2 separate regions of the Homo sapiens genome follow, and region 1 is linked to region 2. Evidence: read pairs that join two places in POLR2A ChIA-PET (ENCODE). Cell type or tissue: PC-3. All regions are shown on one strand. Each heading gives the region's core, and the rest is flanking DNA. Links, peaks and the distances in the headings are about the cores only.

The links. Peaks named below come from ENCODE experiments on the same cell type or tissue, not always from the same donor. Only the 100,000 strongest peaks of a DNase experiment are listed, where the experiment ranks them.
Region 1: POLR2A ChIA-PET joins it to region 2 with 5 read pairs; 2 of 35 experiments call an interaction of 5 or more read pairs at or near these places.

What each region holds. Positions count from the first base shown.
Region 1 is chr21:45,830,837-45,846,152 of GRCh38, reverse strand. The region is part of intron 4 of PCBP3 (poly(rC) binding protein 3); the gene reads right to left. PCBP3-AS1 (PCBP3 antisense RNA 1) reads left to right here and starts at 9,734. Exons shown (of 3, transcript NR_038876.1): 1 at 9,734-9,867; 2 at 13,495-13,545; 3 at 14,912-15,316. RefSeq lists enhancers at 8,507-9,050, 10,121-10,628 and a silencer at 13,151-13,351. In PC-3, for the core only: no CTCF peak of the experiment used is centred there; a DNase peak (open chromatin) is centred at 6,692; H3K27ac peaks cover 1,312 bases.
Region 2 is chr21:45,589,388-45,604,703 of GRCh38, reverse strand. It overlaps LINC01694 (long intergenic non-protein coding RNA 1694), which reads right to left and starts at 11,050. Exons shown (of 2, transcript NR_146912.1): 1 at 10,996-11,050; 2 at 1,648-8,313. LOC107985485 (a long non-coding RNA gene) reads left to right here. Exons shown (of 2, transcript XR_001755092.2): 2 at 14,490-15,316. RefSeq lists silencers at 3,683-3,883, 7,655-7,949, 13,533-14,022, 14,033-14,182, 14,223-14,292 and enhancers at 8,494-8,995, 14,564-15,064. In PC-3, for the core only: no CTCF peak of the experiment used is centred there; no DNase peak of the experiment used is centred there; H3K27me3 peaks cover 1,950 bases.

The sequences.
Region 1 (15,316 bases), core at 4,500-8,499, 240 kb before region 2:
TGACATGACAGAACGACACATTCCTGCAGTGACCCGCCTCTTCCAACCTCACGCACACGCCCAGGGGAGCCTGAGAGCAGGCCCCTGATGGAGCTGGATACAAACGAGATGGAATCTCCACGTGGAAATGCTCTGCAGCTCCCTTTTCAGTGGGAAACACAGCTGTTTAGGAAGGCAAGGAGACAGAGGAGATGAAGGAGGCATGGGATCCCCTTCCTCACCTCTGGCCTGCTCTGGCTGTGAGACCCCGGGAGTAACAGCAGAGCAATGGCTTTAACATCTTGCTGAACATGCTGAACTGGCTGCCACAACAGATCAGCTTCAAAGGCAAGGACCCCAAGGGTGTCACATTCCCTCCTGGGCACAGTCCAGACAAAAGCAGTGCACTCAGCTGCAAACTACACACATGCATACACATGGCAAAGGCACACACTCACATACATGTGCAAACGGGTGCTTAAGCAGCTCACACACATGCATGCACATGGCAAAGGCACACACTCACACATGTGCACACGGGTGCTTAAGCAGTTCACACACATGCATACACACGGCAAAGGCACACACTCACACGTGTGCACACGGGTGCTTAAGCAGCTCACACACATGCATACACACAGCAAAGGCACACACTCACAAACGTGTACACGCGGGTGCTTAAGCAGCTCACACACACACATACACAGGTGAAGGCACACACTCACACGTGTGGACACAGGTGCTTAAGCAGCTCACATGCATACACATGGCAAAGGCACACACTTACACACATGTGCACACGGGTGCTTAAGCAGCTCACAGCATTAGCCAGGCTCTTAAGAAATGGTTTCAGCTTCACCAGAAGGTTTCAAACCTCAGACAATCACAAGGCAGCATGCTGTCTCTCTGTAACATTCTCCTCATGCCTCTCAGCATCAGGGAAACCGCTTCAGACAGGAAACCATGACTTGGTAAGAGATCATCTGGTGGCAGGTGCCCCTTGCTAACCAAGGCTGGTTAAGATGAACAAAAGGCATAAGAGAGCAGAACTGTCAGTGACCCCTCCGGAGGTGGACTCCTTGAGAATCCAGGTATGGTCCTTTTAGGGAGAACAGTTTAGAAGATATTCAAGCTGATACCTTAAATCTCTGGGGTACCCAGTAAAAAAGTCTAAGAATTCATAAAAGGAAGCTTCTGATGAATGCAAAATTTTGTTCAACCTTAAATAAAGCATATATATATGTAAACTATATATATAAATAAAGCATATATATAAACTTTATATACGTATATAAACTTCATATACGTATATAAAGTTATAACTTTATATACGTATATGAAGTTTATATATAACTTTATATATATGTATATAAACTCAGACCCAGTCTTCTTCTTATGAATCTGCCTGGAGAGGAAGAAAGAAGAACCATGGTTTCATATGTACCAGAGTTTGGACCCTAACGTTGCCACTTTTGTGGGCTAACACCCAGAACTATCTCCATTCTGTCACATCTAAGATGAGGAAGCCACGCTGCCCTTGTGGTGCGCGTGGAACCATGCCGCGGGGAGCACCATTGGCAGGGAGCACCAACACACAGTGCTCACAGAGGAGCGGGGAGACCAGCCTGCCTACCATCTCCATTACTTCTGCCACACAAAATCCTCCAGCCACGCTGAATTCTACCCTGGCAGGTGTCCTGCGGCTGCAACAATGCTGGAGGGAGGGTGGAGAATGTGACCCCAGGGCTCCCTCACCTTGCGCTGGGTGACATCTGGACCATGTGAAGGGCTCTGGAGGGCAGGGCAGCACCACCCACCCCTGCCACCCAATCATAAGAGTCCTTAGGTGCTGGGGCACCTCCCACCCAACGTGTCTATGCTCCATGCAGCAGTGTGCAAGACCTCCCTAAAGTGGGGCTCTCACCAAGACGGCAAAGCATTTCCTAATGCAGTGGGTCAATCGTCCGGCTCAAAGGGCAGCCTTGGAGCTGGACAGACCAGCCCAATGAAAAACAAGCACGGCCTTGTCCGCAACCAGACTGCTGGAGCTGGGGCCTGCAATTTTGGGTAGAAACACTGAGAAGAAAGACTGAAAGAAGGTCAAGGAGAGAGACGAGCATTAATGGAGGAAGAATGCTACAAGAAGGAGCAGTGAGGTCAGAGGTCACAGGCCCCAAATCGCCCAACTGGTGGGAGATGCCAACATACCTCTCTCCTTTACAGTTCACACAAGTATACCCCACAAAAGTAATAAAGATGCAGAATATATTAACAGCACAAACAACATGATAGTGCGTATGTGTGTCTGTGTGTATATAAAACCCTGTACCTGACAAGCAGAGGTAACACATTCTCCTAAGGCTCTCAGAGAACAAAACAAAAATTGATAACGTTTTAGTTCATATTGCAGGTTTCAACAAATGTTGAAAACATGGAGTCCACAGAACATATCTCCTACTCAGTAGGCAATTAAATATCATTAGCAAAAGATAACTTTACAATTCCCTTGGACAAAACACTTTTTAAATGTTTCCAGATAAGAAATAGATGAGATCAGAAAACAGACCTCAACAATAATAAAATTATTGCATGCCAAAATTTGTAGCAAACAGCTGCAACAGAACTCACAGTAAAGTTTATAGCTTTTAAAAGGAGTAAAGAAACACAAAATTAGTGAGTCACGAATCCCATTTAAAAAGTTAGAAAAAGAACAGAAAGTATCCACAGAAAGTGGAAAGGTAATAATAAAGAAAAGTTCAGAAGTTAAGCAAAGAAACAAAGGCAACTGAGAAGATCAGTAAATATAAAATTTGGTTCTTAAAGTCTAAATAATATACAACCCTCTGATGAGATTAATCAAGAAAAACAACTGCGAAGGCACAGGGGATAGTAGTCACGTAAAGGAAGCCATGCCTTCTGGTTCTGGACAGGATGGAATAGACACCTCTCTCCCTATTCTTCCTGCTGAGCACAGCCAACAACTCTGGACATTACATGTGGAACAAACAGAAGAGAACCCTGAAAGCTGGAGGGAAGAAGGGGGACTGGCTGGGCCCTTGGGATTTGGAGAATGACACAGCGGTGAGTTCGCTATTCTTTGGGTTTCTTATTTGTTTGTTCGTTTTGTTTGTGCTTCCTCCTCTATATTTCAGACAGGGCACTGGAAAAGCAACTGAAAAATGCCAAAGGATACACACTGGAAAAAAACAGTCTCAAGAAAATTCTCTCTAGGGAAAGGGATGGGAAAGGAGGAACCTATTAGGTCAGAAAGCATCTGAGAATACCTGCCCTGCTCCATGCACAGGACAGGACGCACACAGCACCCTGCCCGGTCAGAGGGGCTGAGCTGAGAGCCTCGGCTTCCACTCCCACCCAGCAGTACCAAGCACCCTTCTCCCCACCGGTGGTGTCCCCAGGATCCAGGGAGGAGCCTGGATCTCCACCCTAGCTTGCTGGTAACAAGACATCCCTTCCCCATGGTGTCAACAGAGGCCGAAACAGAAGATTGATGTAAGATTCAGACTATCATAACATAATAACCTATACTTCCAGGACACAAACAAAAATTATGTGTCGTGCCAAACATTAGGCATACCTCAACATGAAAGAGAAAAGAAAATCAACAGAGGCCAACACTGAGATAACAGAGATGCTAGAATTCCCTTACCAGGATTTTAAAGCAGCTTCACTGAGCTTTCTATAGACAGGCTCAAACCAAGTTTCCAAAAAAGCCTGAACAAATAAGTAGGCGATATGGAGAACGAACAAACAAACAAACAAACAAAATAAAAAATGAAACAGACAATCTCAATATCCCTACAACAATTAAAGCAATTGAATTTATGATTTCTCACACCAAGTGGGAATCTAGGTGAATATCCTGAGAGCAAATGGAGAAACTCCAAATCGTACTTGTAGTCTCCAAGTTCCAGGAAAGCAACAAGAAAACACAACACAACACAACAAAAAAGAACTATTAAGGAGTTCACTGGAAATTTAAGCCATACTGAAGGGCCTAAGTCCTCAAGTATCTCAGAAATACACAATGAAGATTCACTTCTGCACAGAGAATCGCCTGGAAGAAAACTGCCCAAAGCAAAACACAAATTCAGCTAGCCTGGAACACGAGGTATTTTTGTATTGAAAGTGCTAGAGAAAGAGAGATCCAGAGGAGGTGAGCCCCAGCACATACTGGTGACAAAGGGCAGTGATTGAAGGCAACAAACAGCTCAGCGTGGAGAGTGAGAGGCTGTGCGTCTCTAGACAACAGAGTCAGGGAAGGGAGCCCTCCTGAGTTGGAAGTGATTTCTAGAGACAGAAGTGTCCACACACACAGGCCTCAAACATATTTCACCGTAATAACAGAGAGACCTCTTGGTTGCTGAGGCTAGGAATGCTACTTTGGCTCATTCCCAATTCCTCTACAGAAAACTTTCTCCTAATAGTCCAGGAAGACTCTTATTTAAAAATGGGACACAAAGAATTATGATCAAATCCCGTATGAGAACACTACCAAAAAGAAGTAAAAGTATGATAAATAACACACTAGCAGATAATGAAAATATACCAAAAAACTATGGACACAAAGAAAACGAAACTCATAGCGTAATATGTGAAACTGAACTAAAAATTGAGAAAATAACCATCATTTTAGAAGAACATAATTTAAAATAGTATTAGAACATCTCAGAAGTGGAATGGCAAGAAAACAGGAAGACATTTTACTATTGACAGAACTCACGAACCAACTAGATTTTTTTTTTCAGAAATGAAAAGTAGAAGAAATGTAAGAGTAAGGAGACATCACAGAAGGCACAGGAATAAAACAGAAAGAAGAGAATGAAAATAATTAAACAGAAAGAGAGGTAAAAAAGGTTCAGGAGAACATGACAGACAAAAAGACAGGCAAAAGAGATCCAACATACATACAACCGCGATTCCTGCTGCATCTTCCAAGAGCGTGGGGAGACACACAGTCCTGCGTTAATGACGAGAATACGTTCTGAGAAATGCACTTTTAGGTGATTTCATCACTGTGCAAATATCGTAGAATATACTTACCCAAACCTAGGTGAGAGAGCTGACACACCCAGGCTAGATGGTATAGCCTATTGCTCCTAGGCTACAAAGCGGTACACAACACATGACTGTACTGAATACTGTAGGCAACTGTGACACAGTTCTATGTATTTGTGTATCTAAACATACCTAAACAACATAGAAAAGGTACAGTGAAATATGGTATAAGAGATTTTAAAAGGCCGGGTGCAGTGGCTCACATCTGTAATCCCAGCACTTTGGAAAGCTGAGGCAGGAGGATCAGCTGAGCCTAGGAGTTTGAGACCAGCCTAGGGAATGTAGGGAGACCTCAGCGCTACAAAAAAATTTAAAATTAGCCAGGCATGGTGGCACATGCCAGCTATTCAGGAAGCTAAGGTGGGAAGACCACTTGAGCTCAGGAGGTCAAGGCTGCAGTGAGCCGATAATAAAATGGCACACCTGTCTAGGGCACTTATTATGAATGGAGCTCACAGGACTGGAAGTTGCTCTGGTGAGTCCATGAGTGAGTGGTGAGTAAATATGAAGGCTTGGGACAGGATGACTACTGTAGACTTTAGAGATACTGTACACTTAAGTTATCCTAATTTTATGAAAATATTTTTCTTTCTTCAATAAATTAAATTAGTTTACTGTAACTTTTTTTTTTTTTTTTTTTTGAGACAGGGTCCCGCTCTGTCACCCAGGCTGGAGTGCAGTGGCGCAATCTCAGCTCACTGCGAGCTCCGCCTCCCGGGTTCACACCATTCTCCTGCCTCAGCCTCCTGAGTAGCTGGGACTACAGGCGCCCGCCACCATGCCTGGCTAATTTTTTAAAATTTTTTTTTAGTAGAGACAGGGTTTCACCATGTTAGCCACGATGGTCTTGATCTCCTGACCTTGTGATCTGCCCACCTCGGCCTCCCAAAGTGCTGGGATTACAGGAGTGAGCCACCGTGCCCAGCCTACTGTAACATTTTTACTCTATAAACTTTTAAATTTTTTTATAGTACTTAGCTTAAAACACACACACACAAATTGTACAGCACCACAAAATATTTTCTTTATATCTTTATTTTATAAGCTTCTTTCTATTCTTAAAATTGTTATACTTTTATTTTTAAACTTTTGGTTGAAAACTAAGACACAGGGGTAGGCGTGGTGGCTCATGTCTGTAATCCCAGCACTTTGGGAGGCCGAGGCAGGTGGATCACTTGAGGTCAGGAGTTTGAGACCAGGCTGACCAACATGGTGAAACCCCGTCTCTACTGAAAGTACAAAAATTAGCCAGGTGTGGTGGCGGGCGCCTGCAATCCCAGCTACTCGGGAGGCTGAGGCAGGAGAACTGCTTGAACCTGGGAAGCGGAGGCTGCAGTGAGCCGAGTTCGTACCACTGCCCTCCAGCCTGGGCAACAAAGTGAGAGAGACTCCATCTCAAAAACAACAACAACAACACTAAGACATAAACACACACATTAGCGTAGGCCTATACACAGTCAGAATCACCATGGCGTAAAGCAACATATTTAAGATACTAAAGAGAAAAATGTGAACCAAGGATTTTATGAAGCCAAATTACCTTTCTCCTGTGAAGGCTACAGATAAAAAGATATGACTCCACAAGAACACAGGAAATATTTTTCTGATGAGCCCATCCTGAAGAACATAATATAAAATGGGGTTGGGCCAACCACGAAATAATTGGAGAAGCTTTGTCATAAGGTATGGTGGTAAGTGTCAAACACATTTAACTACTGAACTAGGACTAAATGATGGAGTTAAGGGTGACAGGATAATATGTAACCATTAAATGTGCTTAAAATAAAGTTAATACACTAATGAAATGGGAGGAAGAGGTGGGAGAACAAACAAAAATTAGGAGTGGGAGAGGAGGAAGAAGAGACTTCTGGCTAATTTTAATACTGCTTATAACAGTAAGTCAATAGAAATTATGTAAAAAGAGGGGTTTATGTGAATTATATAGAGAGTGATAATATAAAGCCAAGAAAAAAAATACAAACCTTCCTAAAAGTGAAAAGAAATATGAACATGGAGGAAAAGTTTACTAAGTTGAAGAATTCATGTATGCACACATTTGTTCATGTTTTCGAAAAGAAAAAATGGAAAGATTAAAAAACTTAAAAGCTACTTACAGGAGAAGGAAGGGAACTGAATGGAGAGAAAGGGAGGAAAGTGAGACTTTTGTGAATAGCCCTTGCAATAATTTTGACTTTAGAATCATGTAAATGTTTGTATTTTACATAATCAAATGCAGGAATTTCAGTTGAAGCTATAACCACAGAGAGAAGGACTGTAGGCACTGACCTTAAAACACAGGAATCTGACTGCATATCCTCAAGGGAATATATTATACAGACAGAAAAAAGTGCAAAGAAATATATTGCTCTAAATTTAGTCATTAATCATAATATTGGTATTATTCTCCAAACCTGTTATATATTTACTTAGGCTAAAACAAATAAGTAATCATGGTAATGATGAGAGAAAAGAAAAACTAGTATAAGTTTTAAATTTTTAAGTTAAAATAATGTAATCTTAAATATGATTTAAAAATATTTATCTTAATTTTCTCTTCTTTTAAAATTACAAACATTTCTTATTTCTGTTCACTAAATTATAAAAAATCAATGACAACCCAATTGCAATAAGCACTCCTAATACTCACGCTGTGGTCTCTAAATACTACTTCCCAAATAGTATTATTATTATTATTATTAGAACAAAAACAGGTCTCCCAAAAGAGTTTGATTCCAGGTGGTCTGTGGAAGAAAATATAAAAGGTAAGGTGGGAACACATACGACAGAAGGCAATAAAGCCATCCAAGACTGATGTGGTTACATCAGAAAGCGAGGGGAGCCCAAAAACTACAGAACAGTTTGAGTAAAGAAATGGCAGCTGCACTGGCCAAACTCCACTGTGTGTATAACATCCACCAGTTAACAATGATGCTTCACAGGGAGAGAAAAGCAGGGAAAGACACAAATTCACAGGACAACACTGGGGCTTCCAGAAACCAACTCATCGCAGTGAGAACAACTGAGTGCAAAGAATGAAGCATCTATCCTGCCTTTCTGGCATGAACCATAGTTTAGGTAACCAAACAGCCCTAGTGGATGAGGCAAACGTTATTCCACATAGATGAATCCCAACTAATAAGTACAGAAAGAACAACACAATTAGAAAATCACCGTTCTGCAGCCCCTAATGTGTACTGCATCCAGGCAATGACCATCAATGAATATTGACAGCAAGCTGCAAGGCTGGTGGGGAACCCAGCAGTGGCGGATCAGGCTGACCCCCTAAGCTCAATCCTCAGTCTCAGCACCAGTGAAGGAGCGGCCAGACCACACGCCTCATCATGCCATGCGGTGCAACGTGCAGTGCCACCTAGGAAGCTCGCTCGCCTCACAGGAAAAATAAATCTGAGTGGAATCGCACCTCAGACCTACCAGGGCAAATATGGGGTTGCAGGTGGGCTCTGCACCATGCCAGAGGAGGCAGCCAGCCAAATCCAGAACGCAGGCATTCCACACAGCCGCTACCCCCAAGAGGCAGACAACCCAGGGCTACAGGTAGGCCTTCGACATGAAACCGCCCGCAGGAGAATTTCCACAGGCACGTAGCCATGCCCTATAACCTGAAGCTAGGGCGCCGTGGCCTGTTCTCACAGCGCCATCCCTAGGCTCCAAGAGCCAGCATCCTGGGAGCTCTGCAGCGCTGTGCTGCTGCCTGTGGCTTGCACACAGATGTCACATAACATCATTTCCGCTGGAGGCACATGCCTGCCCAGATTAAAGGGAGGGTCACGATCCCCTCCCTGGCGGGAGGTGCATCAAAGTCACAGCACAAGAGCATGTGGAACGGGAGATACAGACCACAGTGAAACGTTATTTACATTCACTGCATTGGCAAACATTCAGAATGTTGGTGGACTGTAGATCATCCGTGGCGCTAACACGCTGCTGGGGGATGGGAATTGGTACCCGCGCTTTGAAACAAAAACTGACATGGTCCTGAAAGTTCCTGAAAGTTCACCTTTCACAGACTTTATGATGCAGCAATTCCACTTCCTTAAACCAAAAACACCTCATGTGTGCACCAAAAGAAACACACAGGAATGTCCACGGAAGCATCACTCACAATGGCAAGCGAGCCGCATGACCCTGCTGGAAAAACAAATAAATGATGCCTATTCACACACTGGAACACTATGCAGCCAGGCACACAAACTGCAGCTCTGCCCAGAAACACATACCAACCTAAGACACCTTGTGTGTGACTAAACAGAACAGGTTTGGGAAGTCTATGTAGGGACTGATGTCACTTTCTAAGAGTTCAGAAACAAGCAATCATGTGTAATAAAATAAAATTATTTTAAAGAGAAGAGATGAGAAAACAAAATGCAGGATCACGGTAAAGAAGAGGAAGCACCCACGGCAGCATGGGTCATCTCGCTTAGCCTGGTCCTGGGGTCACGGCTGTTCATGAGAAAGCTATGCTCCGCAGCTCACGTTACGTACGTGTCATATGCTAATTCTCATGTCACAACATTTTAACGAATATACTGGGAAGTGCAGCCAAGTACTGCAAGCAGAGGAGCCGGCACACGTGATCCCAGACCAGGCAGCACTTACAAAGGATGGCAGGAAGGCCAAGACGTTGTCACGGAGATGAGGCCCAGCAGGGCAGGAAGGCATGACCAGCAGGCCTGGCTACAGGCAGCAAGCACCAAACCCCATTCCAGATGCCAGGAAAGGCACACACAGGCCTGGCGCAGGTGGGCTGTCTTCTGGCCGCTCCCTGGGTGGACTGGTCTTGGAGACTGGACGGTAAGGACTGGGGAGAGTCAGGGTCCACTTTGGAGGCAGAATTGGGAGGGTTTGAATCAGATGAGTAAGGAGGTACCAGGAAGGGGTCCAAGGTTCCTTCTGTTTGTATCCCCCACAGGTCTGCTGACATCGGCCCCCAGAGAGGGGCAACCCACGGCCAGGAAAGCAGACCAGGCAGCCCCTCTGTAAGGCTGAAGGAGGAGCTACTGTGGGTGGCCTGGACTCCTTGTCATCTCGGGCCCCACGTTGCCCCTCTGGTGATCAAGGACTCACAAACTTCTTGCTCATATTCTGAAAGATGGGCAGCTTTTTGTTTGGTGAGGTTACCATGCCTGCGGCCACAGCTTCCCCTGTGGAACTGAGATCCAGACCCCGCCAGGCCTGGGGCCTGTTCCCCTGGGGCTGCCGTGACACTGGCTTTCTGCGCTCTCCTCTCCCCAGGGCATAAGGCCCAGACCTCCTGCGGGTCAAGCTCAAGACCCTGGGCCCAGGGTCTGCCTGTCCCTGGCCCAAGCTGGCAGGTGTGGCCTGGATGAAAATGGCTCAGGAGAAGCTGATCTGCTATGCAGCCTAGTCTGCCAGAGCCAGGGTCCAGGCCCATGGGCAGCTCACAGGGATGTGGGGCCACGCCCAGGCTCTGTCTTCCTCACGCAGGGGCCATGTGGCAGGACAGGCCCAGCACACCATGTGAGTGCCCAGAATGCTGAGGCATATTAGGTTTGAACCCTGGAACTGTGTTTCTGCCTCTCTGACCTCTCAGATGCACAGGGACTTGCAGAGGGGCTCCTTAAGGTGCTCCAGGTCAGTGCCGGCTGCGGCCAGGAGCTGACGGCCGGCAGGGAGGTGTAGAGACCCGGGGCCAGTGTTAAAGGTGCTACGGCCACTTGGCTTTGCTGTGACCCCCGTGCACAGGAGCACCAGACTCCTCTCTGCCAACAGGCCACAGAGCAGCTCCGGTGCTGCTAAGCCTCCGGAGTGGGGCGAGTCTTGTGCAGGAGGCTCCCAGGCAGGTCCCGGGGCATGAAGTTTAAACAGGCCCCACCCACACTCCTGGGAGCCTGTGTAGGCCCCGCCCCCGGGGCCCAGGGCAGACGTGGGCTATTCTCTGTCTTGGCTCCCCTCATCTGGCTCTCACCTCAGGAAAAGATGTACCTAACTCCTATGATTCCTACATCCTCATAAATGAACCCACAGGAACCTGTGGCTCTGTGAGTGGGGAGCAGCCCCCGTGTCAGCAGAGGCTGCTGCGGCGTTCGCGAACCGGCCTCCCAAGCTGCCCGCGTCATTCAGTGGCGCTGCCCACCCCGAGCACGGGTGGACACCGCGCAGAGTGACATTTCCAGCAGCGCTTTGAGGGACTCACGGTGCCTCCCCATTCCTGCTGCCGCAGGCCTCCCGAGCTGGGTTGTGCACTCAGCGCTCAGAAGTGGGCATTCCTGGGCTCTGCCGAAAAGCGTGCCAGGTGAACTCGGAACTCACCTGCTGCTCTCCTCTAGAGGCAGCTCCGAAGTCTGCTTTGTCCTTTTAAAAACCTTTCATACCACCTCCCTCGTGGGCCCCCTCTGAGAGACGCCTCTGATTTTTCAGTGGTGCTTCCTTTGGAGTCTATTGGCCTACTTCCATCTGCACGCCATCTCACAGGTGCTGCTGCCTCTGAGGCGCTGGGCTGCACCCTCACAGTGCAGCACTCGTGGACGTGGTGGCCTGGGGAGAGCAGGGCTGTGGCCGTCTTCTGTTGTGAGGCCAGCACGAGGACCTCTTTGGCGGGCACGGGGACAAGCTATGCTGGGCAGTGGCGAGGAGGCAGCTGGCCCCTCCCAAAGCACAAGCTGCATGGGGACGCCACCCCTAGACAGTCACAGCACATGCTGTGCCTTGGAAATGGACATCCTAGCTAATCACAAATTTCGGTCAGCCTCTAGGAAAGCATTTAGTCATTCATTCACAACTTCCAGTCCCTGCTCTAACACGCGCCCTGGTCGGAGGGCGCTCTGACGGCTGGTGACAGGACACGACACTGCCAGGAAAAGAAGCTGCCAGCCGGGCTCCAGGCACTGTGCGGCATCTTCCTGAGAGGCCTGCTTGGCCTGGCCTTGCTTGGAGTCTGGGCCCTTGACAACTTCCACGTAGACCCAGACTCCTGGGCCCCGTGGACTCGTGAATCGGTGGCAGTCTCAGCCTGTGGGGGTGCTGGCCAGCCCAGCTCCTCCCTTCCCTACCCAGGACATGTCCTGGCTCAGCCCCCAGCCTTCCCTGTGCTTGGCTTTCCTTCTGGTGACCAGATAACATCCACGCCATCCTCAGAGGTGGTGACAAGCACAGGTGAGTCAATCGCCAACATGGTCCAAATTTGTTTCCAACATTTAAAAAAACAGAAGATTTCATATTCAAATATGATTTTATGACTTTAAAAGGGAGTCAGGTGTTCCCTGAGCTCCTGCCCAGGCAGGCAGGACTGCAAGCTCCTCCCAGCAAGGTGGTCCCTCCGTGACCCTGCCCTGCATGGGGCCACAGCAGCCACCTGTGGTCTGCCCAGAAACAGACAATCCTTCCAGAGCTCTTAGCCCCTTAGGCCTGGCCTCTGCCACTGGCACTGGCCACTCACATTCATGGGCGCATACACTAGGCCTGGGCACCATCCAGTCGTGCTCAGGGGGGTGGCCCGTGTCTGGAATCCTGGTGAAGCAGAAACACCCTCTGTCCTGAGAAGCCCTTCTCCCCTCCTCCACCCACTCTCCTGACATGGGCAGCACCTCGGCAGTTGGCTGGAACCAGACAGTCTTTGTGAATAAGCTGCCAGGGGCCAACGTGGGAAAGTTCTGAGCCTGGCATGCACAAGTAGCATGCTGGATTTTTTAGGTTCTAAGGTTGTGCTGTTGTGAGGCCTGGGAAGCAACCCTCAGCTTGGCATTGCCTTCTTTACAGAGATGCCTGGGGGGCCACAGGCTTTCTCTCAGCTTTCCATCTGATGGCATTAAGTAACCCGCAAGCAAAGTCCAAAACTGTGAACATAAAAATGCTACATATTGATGAATGAAAGCCCTACTGCCCCACAGTTACTATGTAACATAGTTATTTAATAACCGCGAGGTGGGGGTATCTCCTGCCTGCCCATGGCCTGAGGCCGTGTCTCCGTCTGCTGGATGGGGGTGCCCACTCCTTCCCTTGGGTGTGCCCACAGCTGCCCACAGAGAGCCTCGCTGGCTGCTGATATGGTTTGGCTGTGTCTCCACCCAAATCTCATCTTGAATTGTAATTCCCACAATCCCCACGTGTTGAGGGACCTGGCGGGAGGTGATTGGATCATGGGGGCAGTTTCCACCATACCGTTCTCATGATAGCGAGTTCTCACGAGATCTGATGGTTTTGTCTGGCAAGTTCCTCCTTCGCCCACACTTCTCTCTCCTGCCGCCTTGTGAAGAAGGTGCTTGCTTCCCCTTTGGCTTCTGTCATGATTCTAAGTTTCCTGAGGCCTCCCCAGCCATGTGGAACTATGAGTCAATTAAACCTCTTTCCTTTATAAATTACCCAATCTTGGGTATGTCTTTATAGCAGTGTGAAAACGAACTAATACAGCTGCATTTGTTAAGCTCCATCTGCCAAATTTGTTTCTTCTCTTGCTCCCAGGAGTGCTCAATGTCAGGAGGAAGCCACGACTCACTCACTGGAGAACACGAGGTCAGCACGGGGCCACGGGGGTGGGACTTATTGTCAACATGATGTAGGTGTGGGGTCCCGGGGTGGCTGCACAGCTGAGAATGGTCAATTTCCCAAAGCTGAAGTTCTGACACTCAGAGGCGTTTGGCAGAGTGACTACATCTTGAGTAAGGGCTGGGTAAAATAAGGCTGAGACCTGTTGGGCTGCATTCCCAGATGGTTAAGCATTCTAAGTCTTGGGATGAGATAGGAGGTCAGCACAAGATACAGGGTCATAAAGACCCTGCTGATAAAACAGGTTGCAGTAAAAAAGTTGGCCAAACCCCACCAAAACTAAGATGGAGATGAGCGTGACCTCTGGTCGTCCTCACTGCTACACTCTCACCAGCACCATAACAGTTTACAAATGCCATGGCAACATCAGGAAGTTACCGTATGGTGTAAAATCCCCTCAGCTCCAGGAATTGCGCATGCCTTTCCCAGAACACTCATGAATAATCCCCCCTTTGTTTAGTATACAATCAAGAACCATAAAAATGGGCACCAGCAGCCCTCGGGGCTGCTCTGCGTATGAAGTAGCCATTCTTTATCCCTTTACCTTCTTAATCTACTTGCTTTGGCTGGCTGCGGTGGCTCACACCTGTAATTCCAGCACTTTGGGAGGCCGAGGTGGTAGGATCACATGAGGTCAGGAATTCGAGACCATCCTGGCCAACATTATGAAATCCTGTCTCTACTAAAAATACAAAAATTAGCCAGGCATCCTGGCACATGCCTGTAATCCCAGCTACTCAGGAGGCTGAGGCAGGAGAATCACTTGAACCCGGGAGGTGGAAGTTGCAGTGAGCCACATTTGCGCCACTGCACTCCAGCCTGGGCGACAGAGCGAAACTCTGTCTAAAATAAACAAACTAACTAACTAACTTGCTTTCACTTTATGGACTTGCCCTGAATTCTTTCTTGTGTGAGATTCAAGACCCCTCTCTCGGAGTCTGGATCGGGACCCCCTTCCAGTAACATGACCAGTGCAGTGCTTTCCAGTGTATGGAATACAGCACAATTCAGGTTGAAAAGCTATGAAATTCTTTAGAAAATCCTGCTGAGAACCAAACTTTCAACAACAGACCTCACCATCTATATGCACATCAAATTTTCATGTTTTCTTCCATTAATTCCCTAAGTTGTTTATCAGTTTTGATTTTTTTTTTTTTTTTTTTTTTGAGACAGCATCTAACTCTGTTGCCCTGGCTGGACAGCAGTGGCGTGATCTTGGCTCACTCCAACCTGCACCTCCTGGGCTCAAGCGATCCTCCCACCTCAGCCTGCTAGGTAGTCTGGATTACAGGCGCATGCCACACACCCAGCTAATTTTTATATTTTTTTGTAGAGACAGCCGGCGCCGCCCCGAGGAGTGAGCGGAGGATCTGCCTGGAGCTAGCCAGCCTCATGGCCTGGACAGACACCTCAGTGAGCCTGTGATCAGGGCCCTCGGAGCAGAGCCAGCTGCAGGGAGGCAAGTCAGGAGGCCTTTCCTTGAGGCCAGGAGAGAAGAACAAGCCAGCAGGAGGGCAGGACAGACTCCAGAGACACTCGTTGAGAAAACTGGCTTCAGCTCCAGAGTGGGGGGCAGAGGGGCTGCTCCGCCTGGGCAGCGTGGGGACTGCTGCCGGCCGGGAAGCTGCCAAGAGCCCGGGAGAGGAGGGCAGAGGGCACAGCACTCCTTCTTCATAGACAGCAGGGACAAAGGTGGAGGGTGACTACGTCACTCTCGATTCCCCGCCTTTCTGGGAAG
Region 2 (15,316 bases), core at 3,711-7,710:
TTCCCATTATGGGGAAAATGAGACTAGAAGAACCCCAACAGCCTTTGAACTGAGGATGTTAACAGCCTACACTGTCCCCACCAGTGTCACGAACTTCTACAACCTAGGCTGCTGACGGGTCCACAGTTATTGCTAATGTTGAACATGGCTGAAGAAGCTGCAGAGACTATACCACTGCACTGATCCAGAAGCAGTCACCATACCCTTCCCAAATGGCACACTAAAATCCACTGCAGGTAAAAGCCTTTCTGTATGAAAGCCACTCTAGAAATTTTGAAAGAAGCAATTGTTCCACCAGATACATAGACATCAACACGGGGACACAAGAAACATAAAAAGACGAGGAAACATATCACCAAAGGAACAAAATAACTCTCTACTAACAGGCCCCAGTGAAGAGGAAATCAACTAACTGCCAGAAAAGGTATTCAAAACAATAATCTTAAGGAGACTCAGTGAGATACAGGTAGATAAGATAATTCAACAAAATCAGGAAAACAATTCATTATGTGAACTAGAAATTTAACAAAGAACTAGAAATAATAAAAAGAGCCAAATAGAAGTCCCATACCTGAAGATTTCAAGCAATCAAATAAAAATTACAATAGATAGCTTCAACAGCAGACTTGATCAAGCAGAAAAAAGAATTTCTGAACTTGAAAACTGGTTATTTGAAATTACCCCATCAGAGAGAAAAAGAAATGAGAATGAAAAAGAGTGAAGACAGCCTACAAGTATGTAACACTACTAAGTGAACAAATGTTCATGTTATGGGAATTTCAAAAGTAGAAGAGAAGGAGAAAGGCAAAGAAAACCTATTTAATGAAATAAGAGCTAAAAAATTCCCAAGTCTGGGGAGAGATATGAACACTGACATCTAAGAAGCTCAAAGTCCCCAAGTAGATTCAACCCCAAAATGTCCTCTTACAGGCACATTATAGTCAAACTTTCAAGTAAAAGACAAAGAATTCTAAAAATGGCAAGAGAAAATCATCAAGTCACATATAAGGGAATCCTCATTAGACTAACATAAGATTTCTCACAGAAACATTACAGGGCAGGAGAGAATGAGATAATATATTCAAAGTATTGAAAGAAAAAAAGTCAGCCAAGAATACTATACTACATATTCTTCAGAAATGAGAGAGAAAAAAAAAATATTTCCCAGACAAGCAAAAATTGAGGGAAATCATCACCATTAGACTGATCTTACAAGAAATGCTCAAGGGAATCCTACATCTGTGAGTGAAAAAATGACAATCACTATCATGAAAACACACAAAAGTATAAAACTCAGTGGTAAAGCAAATATCCAAAACAGAAAAAGAAAAGAATCAAACCTTATCACTACAGAAAACCACCCAACCTCAATGATAAATAATGAGAAGGAAGAAAGGAACAAAGAAACAAAGGATATACAAAACAATCAGAAAACAATTAACAAAATTATAAAATAAACCCTCACCTACCAATAATAATCCTGAAGGTAAATGGATGAAATTCCCCACTTAAAAGATACAGACTCGCTGAATGGATTTTTTTTTAATGACCTAACTATATACTGCCTGTTAGAAACTCACTTCACCTATAAATACACATACAGACTAAAAGGGAAGGGATGTAAAAAGATATTTCATCAACCCAAAGTGAGCGATAGTAGCTATATTTCTATCAGATAAAACAGACTTTAAGTCAAAAACTACAAAGAGATGAAGGTCATTATATAACGATAAAGGGACTGACTCAGCAAGAAGATATAACAATTGTAAATATATATGCACCCAACACCAAATCATCCAGATATATAAAGTGAATATTATTAGATCTAAAGAGAGAGACTCTAATATAGTAACAGTTGGGGTCTTCAACATCACACTGTCAGCCTTCAACATATCATCAGATAGAAAATTAACAAATAAGCATTGGATTTAAACTATGGTTTAGACCAAATGGACCTAACAGACATTTACAGACCATTCCATCCAACAGCTGTACAGAATATACATTCTTTTCCTCAGCACATGGAACATTCTCCAGGATAGACCATATGTTAGGCCACAAAACAAGTCTCAACAAATTTAAAATAATTGAAATATCAAGTTTCTTCCTCTCCTCTCCTTTCCACTCCTTTCCTTTTCTTTATTTTTAAGAGATGAGGTCCCACTCTGTTGCCCAGACTGGAGTGCAGTGGCATGATCACAGTTCACCAAGCCTCGAACTCGTGGACTCAAGTGATCCTCCCTCCTCAGCCTCCCAAGTAGCTGTGACCACAGGCATGTGTACCACATCTAGCCAATTAAAAAAAAAATTCTTGTAGAGGTACAGTTTTGCTTTGGTGCCGGGGCTGGTCTTGAGCTCCTGGGCTTCAAGCAATCCTCCTGCCTTGGCCTCCTAAAGTGCTGGGATCACAGGCATGAGCCACCATGCCCAGCCCCAGCTAGACTTTTAAATTTTAGCCCTGCTAGTGTGAGTGTCATGGCGTCTCATCTCTGGTGTGATTTGCATTTCCCTGATGAATAATAATGTTGAGATCCACGCTGACCTTTGATCTCATTTCCAACCTCTGGTGAGCTACTTTGAGAAAAACAGGTAAAATTTGAGATGAGAACAGCATAGGGAGGAGTGTCCATGAGGGGAAGAGTTGAACCTTGGAGTCGATTTGTCATCCTGTTCTTAGCCACCTCAGAGCCTCTGGAAATCCCAAGCTGGAGTGCCTGCTAGGGTCTCACAGGACATAAGGGTGCCCCCCAACCCCACCTGCCCCCTGCTGACCAACGGCTTCCTGACCAAGCCCAGTGGGTTAAAAGAGGATGGTGGATGAAGGCGACGTTTCTGAGAGGGCACTTTGATAACGTCTCTCTGGTCCAAGTGGCCGGCTGGGGAGGGGGTGTGGGAGGAGGTTCACTGTGTGGGTCCCATCAGTGGGGATGGTGTGGGTCATGTCACCCTTGCTGTGGGCCCTGGGGACCCTCCTCTAGGGCTGCTCAGACCCATCCCCTGCCAGGTCCCAGGTGGGGCTGATGAGGCCGTTCCACTGCCACACAACATCTGCATCAGAGACCAAAGTAACGGGGCTCGAGGCGGGACTGGCTGGCTCTGCCCAGTGCACCATATAACAGCACGGACAAAACTACACAAATCCCAGCTGGGTACAGTGGCTCACGCCTGTTTTCCCAGCATTGTTCGAGGCTGCGGTGGGAGGATCACTTGAGGTCAGGAGTTCGAGACCTGCCTGGCCAACATGGTGAAACCCCATCTCCACTAAAAATACAAAAATTAGCAGGGCATGGTGGCACGTGCCTGTGATCCCAGCTACTCGGGAGGCTGAAGCAAGAGAATCACTTGAACTGGGGAGGCAGAGGTTGCAGGCAGTGAGCAGAGATCACGCTACTGCATTCCAGCCTAGGCAACACAGCAAGACTCCATCTCAAAAAAAAACAAAAAACAAAACAAAACAAAAACAAAACCAAAAACCAACTATGCGAATCCCCATTAAACACAAGCAGCTGAGTCTGCTTTGCACTCCGTGTCAAGGTCAGGCTGCCTTTGGGGGCCCAAAGAGACATGGGCTCCATCCAGGGATTTGCTTCCAAGAGAGGCCAGGTCCATCAAAACGTTGAAGCCTGATCCACCATGGAGGCTTCTTGTCAATAATTTTCTTTCCTTTCTTTTAAATGCTGGTGGAAACATCTGTGTCTCTCCCACCACTTTGCCTGATGTGGACAGTTTCCAGGTACTTGAGGCTGCTGACGCAGTCACTCCCTGCCCTGGAAAGAGATACTGCTGAAGGATGTTAGGTCCTTTCCTTAAGATGTGCACATATTTAATTGTGGAAAAGCATGCAGTGATTGCCTGTTTGTGAGGTCTTTATGGAGGACTCTGGTCTTGGCAATTCTGGGGTCTGAGGAGGGACAAGTTGGGCTCAGCCACTTCCTCTCAGCCAGCATCTGCTGCCCAGCCATGCTTGAGGTATCTGCCGTGTCTGCCACAAGCTCAGAGAGGAGAATCAGAGAGCCATAGTGGAGAATGCAGGGATCTTGAGCAAACCCATGTCCTCTTCAGCTAACAACTCTCCTCTCCTCCCTTCACGGAAACAGCTCTCAGATTGGTCCTGAATCTGAGGTTGACCAAGGAGCTGTTTGGGGGACACCAGGTGTCTTGGACGATTTGTGTTGGGAGGTTGGGTGATTTATAAAGAAAAGAGGTTTATTTGGCACACAGTTCTGCAGGCTGTACAAGAAGCATGGTGCCAGCATCTGCTTCTGGTGAGGCCTCAGGAAGTGTCCACTCATGGCAGAAGGCGATGGGAGCAGGTGCATGCAGACCATATGGTGAGAGAGGGAGCAAGAGAGAGTGGGCAGAGGAGGTGCCAAGCGTTTTTAACAATCAGTTCTTGTGAGAAGGAATAAAGCATGAATGCATTCATGACCGCGAGGACAGCACCAAGCTCTCATGTCCTAGGCACCTTCTGTCAGGTCCCACCTCCAACATTGGGGTTCAAATTTCAACATGAGGTTGGGGAGACAAATGTCTGAATTATAGCACCAGGCAGGTGCCATCACAACGAGGGTTACAGGCTGGTACTCCCAGCAGCCTCCAATGTCAGGAGGAGGCAGTGCCAGGAGACGAGGCTTGAGAGGGTCTCCAGGTGCACGTGCAGGTGCTCTGCCATCTCCATGTGACCTGCAGACGGAGGAAGAGAGGGTCCCGCCTTGGGCAGGTGGCTCAGCTGAACATGCCACTCAGCGTGTGTAATTGGGATTTGCATAGGTTTTTTTTTTTGAAACGAAGTCTCTCTCTATTGCTAAGGCTGGAGTGCTGTGGTCCAATCTTGGCTTATTACTGCAACCTCTGCCTCTCGCCTCCCAGGTTCAAGTGATTCTCCTGCCTCAGCCTCCCAAGTAGCTGGGATTACAGGATGGATCCTGGTGCATCACAGGTGGCCCTGGAGAAAGTGGAGGCAAGGTCCTCCTGGAGGGAGGCGTGTGAGTGTCAGCGTGGTCTCATCCAGGCAGGGGCGGCCTACAGATGGGATGGGGAGCAAAATCATGACTCCAGCCCCACGGGAGTCTGAGGAAGGAACACATAGGTGACTGGGAGGGGCCAAGCTGCATCCACCTTGCATGATTGTCAGCCTCCTCCCCAGGCTGTCCCAGGAATTGTTCCAGGGGCCATGGCAGCCCAGAGGGAACAAGGCATAGCGTGGGCAACATGCCCCTCTGTCCGCCAGGAGCAGCCAGGGCCATGGGGGCCTGGGACAGTGGGTCGCACTGGCTTCTCCGTCCTGGAGGGACTGGAGTCACCCTTGCTCTGGACACGGACTCGCATTCCCTGCCTAACTGCCCTGCTGTGGGCTTCTGGCAGCTTCTTTCATGACAGCGTCACCCAGGCTCGGAGGGAGGATCCAGAATCAGGTGGGCTTGCCGGCTTCCCGGAGGCCCAGCGTGCAGCCAGCTGGGGAAAGCACAGGGTGCTGGGTGGTGAAACTTGACGCAAATGACCTGCTCAGGGCCAGAGCCATCCTAGCCAGGGAGCCCGGCCTCGCTGCTTTCAGAAGTTTTAGCCAAGGGAGTGAGGACTCTACCAGGAGACGCGTTAGGTCCCCACAGTTGAAAGCTGAGGGTGACCGTGAGCATTCTGGGAAGTGCGTGCCACTGGGGGAAGGTCCCTGCAGACGTTACTGTGGTTCCCGGGTGACCAACCCTCACTATCAAGATGCTGCCCTCTTGCCTACATTCTGGGGGGAGCCCCCTAACCAGATCCCTCAGTGGGGATGGTGTGGGTCACCTCCCTCTTCAATAAACCCTTATCTGCAAAGCCTTGAGAGGGTGCAGACGCTGCCCCTTGTGAGGGCCCAGCTGCAGGAGCATAGCCAGAATACTGTTCCCGCCCCAGGACCCATGTGCAGCACGCCGACCTGATCCCGCCCTCCCCCCTCGCCGCAGCCATAGTTAGGGTGCTCTGAGCCAGTGAACTTTAGGGTACATCCCAGGATGCCAGATGCTGAGAAGGGAGATTGCTGGGACTGGCAGAGAAATGGGCATCATCTGGAGTCCTGGACTGGATTGGGGGGACCTTTCTGGCCCCCCAGTAAAAGAAGGGCTGACCTGGTCTGGTAGGAGTATCTGGGAAGAAGTGAACAGTGCTGGGCAGTCAGGGGATGGCTGTTGTCACTTTGGTCAGACTCTCTTCCCATGCTAGAAGAATTCTCATGGTCTGTAGGCGGGAGCCCAGGCAAGCCTAGCAGGAGACAGGCAGGCAGGGCTCCCCTGCACCTTGGGGCCAGTGCAAGCCCCTTCCACGCCGCTGCAGGCTGCTCTGGGTGTGCTCTGGGTGATGCCTGTCGGGATGAAGGGGTTCCCTGAAGCCCTGGTTCCACCCTGAAAGCCCACGCAGCTCCTTGCCATGAGCACAGGGGTATCAAAATACTGCTTCTGATTGCGTGTCCATGAGCAAGACCAGCACTCCAGGCCATGAACCAAGCTTGTCCTGTGGGTCTGTGTGCTTGCTGGCAAACTGCCAGAAACGGCTCCAGAGTAAGAAACAAAATGCCATGGGTTCATTTTCCCCAATTGGGATTTTGTTTTCTTCATATAGAACCACGGATTATAGAAGTGACACTGATAGCAAACCAATCTTTGATGTCTACTTGGAAGATGCAAAAAGACAGCAGGTGGGCAAGGCGCAGTGGCTCACACCTGTAATCCCAGCACTTTGGGAGGCTGAGGCGGGTGGATCACCTAAGGTCGGGAGCTCGAGACCAGCCTGAACAACATGGAGAAACCCTGTCTCTACTAAAAATACAAAATTAGCTGGGCATGGTGGCGCATGCCTGTAATCCCAGCTACTTGGGAGACTGAGACAGGAGAATCACTTGAACTTGGGAGGCGGAGGTTGCAGTGAGCCGAGATCGTGCCATTGCACTCCAGCCTGGGCCACAAGAGCGAAACCCCATCTCAAAAATAAATCAATAGGCCAGGCGCAGTGGCTCATGTCTGTAATCCCAGCACTTTGGAAGGCCGAGGCGGGCGGATCACGAGGTCAGGAGATGGAGACCATCCTGGCTAACATGGTGAAACCCCGTCTCTACTAAAAATACAAAAAATTAGCTGGGTGTGGTGGCAGGCGCCTGTTGTCCCAGCTACTCGGGAGGCTGAGGCAGGAGAATGGTGCGAACCCGGGAGGCGGAGCTTGCAGTGAGCCGAGATCACGCCACTGCACTCCAGCCTGGGTGACGAAGCAACTCTGTCTCAATAAATAAATAAATAAATAAATAAATAAAAAGACAGCAGGTGATATGGTTTGGACCTGTGTCCTCTCTGCACAAATCTCACCGTGAAGTGTAATCCCCAACGTTGGAAGTGGGACCTGGTGGGAAGGGATTGGATCATGGTGGTGGTCCTTCACAAGTGGGTTAGCGCCAGCTTCTTGGTGCTGTTCTCATGATAGTGAGTTATCGTTAGATCTGGTTGTTTCAAAGTGTGCGGCACCCCCTCTTTTTCTCTCTCTACTGCTCCCATGTGAGACGCCTTGTCCCGCCTTCACCTTCCACCATGACTATAAGTTTCCTGAGGCCTCCCTAGAAGTGGAAGCTGCTATGCTTCCTGTAAAGCCTGCAGAACCGTGAGCCAATTAAACCTCTTTTCTTCATGAAGTGCCCAGTCTTAGGTATGTCTTTATAGCAGTGTGAGAATGGATGAATGCACGAGGTCTTCAGGACAAGCCCGATTTCATTGGTTACGAGATGCATGTTTTTCATTCTAGCCCCCAGAGACCTGGATACGTTGCACAGATGCTGACAGCAGGTGGCAGTGTGGAGCAGCGGTGTGACACCTGCAGGGCCCTCCGGGGACACCACATAAGGGCAGCCACAGTGTCCCGGAGCCCATGCAGTGTGACAGCCCCAGGTAACTCTCCAGCCAGCACTCCACCCGTGGAATTACAGCCGACTGAAGCACCTCTGCTACATTCGTCAGCTTGATAAATGTCCAAGGAATGAACCAAGCACAGGGACCATCTCTTCCGGTAGCTTCTCACCATCACACACACTTTGCAGGGCCGAGGGCTCTTCCTGGCCCATATCTAGCACCTAGATATTTTATTCACTTATGTTTTGAATATTTCATGGGTCCTTCTCCCCCAGAGGCCTCAGAGCACTCCCAGAATTGGAATGGAAATACACAGTGTGTCCTTGTCAGCTGTCCGGGCCGCCGCGTTCAAAGGGCAGGACATAGTAGCTTCTGCTCAAATTAGAATGATCTGTCTCGTCAAGCGGAAGATGGTTGTTGAGACTTTGTGTCTTTAAAGTATTGCCTAAAAAAGCAAGATTAAATGAACGCATGAATGCTTGTGCAATACGGCAGGAAAATCCCGGGGGTCTGCCTGGACTGCTCGCCCCAACCCTCTCTACGCGTGGGTTCTGCTGCAACATCGAGGAGAGAGCAGGGGGTGCTCATCTCCAGGCCATCGGCAAAGATGTCAGACTGTACTTGTCCCACAGGCCTGGCCGGCAACAGCAGGGTCTCCCCCAAGTGGGGCTTGCCAGCCGCACTGCTGCATGTGGCTTTGGGAGGGCCTGCGGGAGCCTGCTGGTCCCCATGGGCCTGGCAAGCATCTGCCCTGGTAGACTGAAGTGCCCCCAGGCCCTGTGGTTAGTGGAAGCCTGCTGGCCCCTGGAAGATCTGGGAGAGGAGAGCTGGACAGCTCACCCACCACGGCCAGCATGAAAGGCAGCTAGTAAGCCCCCCTGCGCTGTCAGCCTCTGCTCAGAAGTCTCTGGAGTGGTGTCCAGGTGCTGAGGGGGTGCACTGATGCTGCACTGATGCTCAGCCAGGAGCAACTGGAGCAGAAAGCAGCAGTCATGGGAAGATGCCTCAGATCACACACATGCACATGTGCACACACATGCACAGATACATGCAGACAGACGGACACATGCACAGATGCACATGTGCAGACGCACATGTAGATGTGAGCACACACATGCAAAGACACACACACCAGGCACATGCACACATGCACACAGGAGCGACTGAAACTTACAATAAAGCACGAACAAGTCTACGGTTCCATAGGCGTAGCTCTGTTCCAGCAGACGCTGACCAACTCTCCCATTAAAAACACAACACAAGCTAGAAAAAACTATCTTAAAATGTCTGTTCGAAATCAATGAAGAACTCCTAAAGCAGTGACAATTTTGGGGGCCAAGGTCTGAAAGACGGGGAAAGTAAGGATGATGGGCTGATGCTTGGGGCGGCGTGGATCCGGGCTGACCAATAACTGGGGAAGCAAAAGCTGAGCTGAGCCATGGGAGCCGGACTCAGCTCTCAGCACTCATGGGGCCAAAGGAAACAAAGGGGCCCCGAGAAGCCCCTCAGCTGTTGGTGGGAACCCTGAAGGGGAATCAGCCTGACCCCACCCTCCCAGAGTCTGCAGTTGGGTCACAAGGGCCTCCCTCCCTGGGTGACCACAGGAGCGAGCGCCACTCGGCTCCCTGGAGACGGCACCACTGGTGGCCTGAGACCTGTCCTATGAACATCTGTCACTCAACCAAAAATGCCAAGGGTACAAGATGAAAATCAACCAAAAAAGGTGAAGGAGAAGAAGCAATGCAGAGAAGCTGCAGAGGAGTGGAGGGAGGTGGCCCCAGGCAGGCAGGGGAGTGGGAGGGAGGTGACCCCAGGCAGGCAGGGGAGTGGGAGGGAGGTGACCCCAGGCAGGCAAGGGAGTGGAGGAAGGTGACCCTGGATGAGCAGTGGAGTGGAGGGAGGTGGCCCCAGGCAGGCAGGGGAGTGGGAGGGAGGTGACCCCGGACGGGCCGGGGAGTGACCACCCAGAGACCGGCACCCATGATGAGGGGCTCTTAGGGTGGAAAGGAAATGACCCCCCAGGGTGGGGTGGGAGCTTGGGGATAAAGGAAGGAACGCAGACCCGGGAAAGGGAAGTGAATAAAGAGACGCATACATGGTAGAAAATAATGATAATGTGTCCGGCACGGGGGCTCACACCTGCAATTTCAGCACTTTAGGAGGCAGAGGCAGGAGGATCACTTGAGCCCAGGAGTTTGAGACCAGCCTGGGCAACACAGCAAGACGCTGTCTCTACCAAAAATTTTAAAAAATTAGACTGCATGGTTGTGTATGCCTGTAGTACTGGCTACTGGGGAGGCTGAGGTGGGAGGATTGGTAGAGCCTGGGAGTTGGAGACTGCAGTGACCTGTGACGGTGCCACTGCACTCCAGCCTGGGTGACAGAGCAAGACCCGAAAAAATGAAAAAGAAAATAATAACAATAGTGATTTCCAGAGTTTGACATGCAAGTAGAGTTAAAATACATAAGAACAACAGAACAAAGGGTGGGATGGAATAAAGGGGTGATGTAAATCTTTGGTGGTCTGGTAAGAGATAGCAGGAAGAATTTACACTGGACTTTAACATGGATAACTACTGAATGAACAGTAATTCATAACTGGCAGGCTAAGAGAGGATAAACATGGAATAAAAAATAATCGAAGCCACGAGGAGAAGAAGGAACAGGGAACAAGTAGGAAAAACAGAAAACAATTCATAATGCCAGAATTCAAACGCAGATAATGGAATCAAAACAAAAGAACCAGAAAGTTCAATTCAAAGATAAAGATACACTGGATCCTGCAGGAGACACACCCTCAATGTAAGGCCACAGAAAGATAAATGGAAAGGGAGGTCTGGAAAGCTGGGGTGGCTGCATTAACACCAAGCAGAGGAACCACGGGCAAGGAGCTCAGCAGACCAGGGTCAGCTGGTGGCATGGGGCCCAGCCCACGGGAAGATGCCAGCCTCAAACTACAGAAAACAAAGTTGCAGAGTCCAAGAAAGAAGAAGAGAAATCCACAATCATATAGAAAAATTTAAAACATCTCCTGGTCACCAATAAAGCATGTGTATTAGTCCCTTTTCATGCCGCTGACAAAGACATACCCGAGATTGGGAAGAAAAAAAGGTTTAATTGGACTTACAGTTCCACATGGCTGGGGAGGCCTCAGAATCATGGCGGCAGCAAGAGAAAATGAGGAAGAAGCAAAAGCAGAAACCCCTGATAGGCCCATCAGATCTCGTGAGATTTATTCACTCTGGCGAGAATAGCACAGGAAAGACCGGTCCCCGTGATTCAATTACCTCCCCCTGGGTCCCTCCCACAACACGTGGGAATTCTGGGAGATACAATTCAAGTTGGGATTTAGGTGGGGACACAGCCAAACCATATCAGCATGCAAGGAAAATACTAGCAAGAGTACGCAGTATTTGAATCAATCACCTCACTGATGTTTAAATCACTGCACGTGACAGGCGCATCCCAGGGCAGAGCAGCCGCCAGTGCTGAAATGACGGGGCCATGGGGTGATGGGACCGTGGGGCGACGGGGCTGTGGGGCGACGAGGCCGTGGGGCGACGGGGCCGTGGGGTGATGGGGCCGTGGAGTGATGGCGCCATGGGGCTTCTTGGGGGTACACCCTATGTAACTGGAGAGGATGAAGTGAAGTTACAAAGTCATTTACTTGGCCCATGCCCTATGGAGAGGATATTTCCTGTGGTAGCTGAAGTGTGAACTGCCTTATGCTCCCTGCCTCCAGACCCAATTTTCCTGCCTCAACAGGCGCAGGTTTCCCTGTCAGCCCGCTCTGCACTCCTGCACTCCTATCTGATCACCGGGTGTTATCTTTAAATCACTGTCAGATTTGTGTAGTGATTTCTGTAAGTTTAGATTTTTGCACCCTTGTTCCCAAGCAAAATTGGCTGATGATTTTCTTGTGCTGTTGACGGGGCCCCCGTTTGACCTCATCCAGACCCTATGGACGGGTGGCCATAGGCGGGCCACGGTTGACTGACGGAAATGTGGACGCATTGTTTTCCTCTATTTCAAGCACTGTCATCGTGAACATCCTTGTGCATGTGTGTGTTGTATGTCCACCTGGTGTATTGTGTGTGTGTTACCGAGAATTCTGTGTTCGGATGGATTTTTTAACCGACAAGATCCACAGAGCCAGAGCTCTGAACCAGCAATCTGGGTTCTTGTGACAGTGAGCAAAGAACTGCAAACACCAAAATGTAAGCTTAAAACAAGGTTGATTGAAATTTCCAGTAATACTGTCTCAGAGGGTGTGCAGGCTGATTTCTGAGAAGTGACATCAGCACCTGGTTACAGAGCTCAAGGTGCTTCTGTGGGGTGTGAGAAGTAGCTGAGGTTTGGGCTGAGTGACAGGCTGATGTCATTTGGCAGCTTATGGTGACACAGCTAAAATTAAACTGTGCATATTTTTACCCATAATTCATTAAGAAAAGCCCAGTGTGGGGGGGCCACATGTAAATGTTATTACAGTTTTAGGTCACTGGGCACATGCTGCTCTAGGGATTTCTACCTGTGCCCTGGTTTCCCCTTCCACAGGACATGCTGGCCACAGGTTTCACTTCAAACTCCGTCCCTCATGGTGGAGTTAGGGCGGGCTCGGGGCTGAACTTAGGTGGGCCAGGGGCTTAATGACAGCTTCTCTGTTCTCCTTTTTACCCTCTCCCAGCTGCTGATGTGTGTCTAACTACCTAACACGTCTATGTGGTGTGTTTTTTTGTGTGTGGGTGGTGTGCATGGTATGTGTGTCTATGTGGAGTGTTTTGTGTGTGTGGTTTGTGTGTGATTTGTGTGTCGACATGGAGTGTTTTGTGTGTGTGTGGTGTGCGTGGTGTGTGTGCCTATGTGGCATGTTGTGTGTGTGTGGTTTGTGCGTGAGTTGTGTGTCGATGTGGAGTGTTTTGTGTGTGTGGTGTGCGTGTTGTGTGTGTCTATGTGGCCTGTTGTGTGTGTGGCTGGTGCGTGATTTGTGCATATGGTGTGTTGTGTGTATGTATGTGTGCGTGGTTTGTGTGTCTATGTGGAGTGTGGGTGTGGTATGCATGGTGTGTATGTGGTGTGTTGTGGGTATGTATGCGTGTGTGTGGTTTGTGCATAGTGTGCATGGTTTGTGTGTCTATGAGGTGTGTGTGTGTGGTTTGTGTGTGGTGTATCTATGTGGCATCTTGTATGTGTGTGGTGTGTGTCTCTATGTGATGTGTTTTGTGTGTGTGGTGTGATGGTGTGTCTATGTGGCGTGGTGTATCTGTGTATCTGTGTGTATGTCTGTGGAGTGTTGCATGTGTGTGTGGTTTGTGCATGGTGTGTGTCTATGTGTAGTATGTATCTCTGTGTGTGTGTCCATATGGAGTGTTGTGTGTACCTGTGTATGTGTGTGTGTGCCTATGCGGAGTGGTATGTATCTGTGTGTGTGTCTTATGTGGAGTGGTGTGTATCTATGTGTGTGTCTATGTGGAGTGTTGTGTGTGTCTATGTGGAGTGTGTGTGGGTGTCCATATGGAGTGTTATGTGTATCTGTGTGTGTGTGTGTGTCCATATGGAGTGTTGTGTGTATCTCTGTGTGTGTGCCCACGCATGCAAGGGTTTCTCGGGCAGGGCCTGGGAGGCGCGTCCCAGGCTTGGTGCGCATCTGCCCCGGGGTCCCCACGCGGCCGGGCCCTATAACGACCTGGAAATGCTCCAGCGCCTCTTGCGCGGGCGGGACACCGGAATTTCCTAAATTTCAAGCCGGGCGCCGTCCCCTGCGCGAAACCCCCGCTCCCTGGGAGTGGAAGCCGCCGCCTCGCCCGCCGTGGGTGCCCAGGGGCTCCCTGCCGCCCCCGCCCCCGCCCCCGCCTCCGCCTCTCCCGCAGGCGCGCGCTTACCCAGCACCCAGCGCTCCCTGCACCCGGGCGGTGCTCAGGATGAAGCCTGACCGCCCCAGACCCTCTCGGGTCCTACCCCGCGACAGTGTCCCGTGCCAGGGCGACCTCCCCGGGGTCCCCCACAGAGCCATGGGAGAGGACCCCCGGGTTCGCCCTGGAGCAGGAGCCTGGGAGAGGGGCGGGCTCGAGGTGGAGGTGGGGGGCGGGGCGGGGTGTCTCAGGCTCTGCCCCGCCCCTCCTGCCTCAGCCCCGCCCCTCCTGCCTCAGCCCCGCCCCTCCTGCCTCAGCCCCGCCCCAGCCCCGCCCCTTCATGTCTCCGCCCCCATGCCTCCGCCCCGCCTCCTGTCTCCGCCCCGCCCCCCGTCCTGGGCCCTTTGCAGTCCTAGGTCGTCTGGGAGCTGCCGCTGACGCCGCCGACCAGAGCCTTCCCCTCGGCCCCAGCACCCTTCGAACTCCCGGGGCGGGCACGGAGCTCTGGACAGCCGCGTCCCCGCCCTCCCCGCCGGCTCCAGAGTGAGGCCTTCTGCGGGCAGCGGGCACTGGGCTTGGTCCAGAACCTCAGAGGCGGCCGGGGCCGAGATGGAGGGAAACCTGGGAGCGGGCGGCCGCGCGCTCTGCTGGGTCTGGGCTCGGCCGCGCGCCCTCCGGCCTCCTTCCCCCACTCGGAAGTCGCCCCCGGACCCGGAGCGGCCTCTGTGGTTCCGACTGGTCCAGGACGGTGAGACTCCTTCTCTCTCCCCAGCTTTCCTACCAGTGCGGGAAACGGAAGGAGGACTTTTTCTGGAAAATCAGTGTCTGCGCTTCCCACCGGGCGGGTTGGACCTGAAGACACGTCCGTCCCGCGGAGAATACGCGACACCGTGACCGACACGCGGCAGTCCTGCCTTAGAAGCGCGGCCGGGCCGGCGCGGGACCCGCAGCCTGGGGACCTTCCTCGCGCCCCAGAGGGGTCTGGGTGGAACGGGAAAATTAAAAATTAAAAAAAAAAAAAAAAACGGAAAGGCAAGAAAGGAAGAAGTCCGCTGGAGAACTCCGTGCGAAGGCCCCACTCCTACACGTCCCCGGCCTCAAGGGGAGACGAGGAAGAGAGCGGCCCAACCTGGGCCTGGGAGTATCGTGACCCATGTGTTTAAAGAACTAAAACGTGGCGTTAAAAATAAGTGGACGGGACACCATCAGAACTGTTTTTTTTGTTTGTTTTGTTTTTAGATGGAGTCTCACTCTGTCGCCAGGCTGGAGTGCAATGGCGCGATCTGGGCTCACTGCAACCTCCACCTCCTGGGTTCAAGTGATTCTCCTGCCTCAGCCTCCTGCACCCTCCTGTGTAGCTGGGATTACAGGCACGTGCCACCACGGCTGCCTAATTTTTGTATTTTTAGCAGAGATGGGGTTTCACCATGTTGGCCAGGCTGGTCTCGAACTGCTGACCTCAGTTGATCCACCCGCCACAGCCTCCCAAAGTTGGAATTAAAGGTGTGAGCCACCGCACCCTGCCACACTGTCAGAATTGAGGAGGCAGATATGAGAAACATCTTAGGAATAAAAAAGAATAAATGAATTTGAAAACAA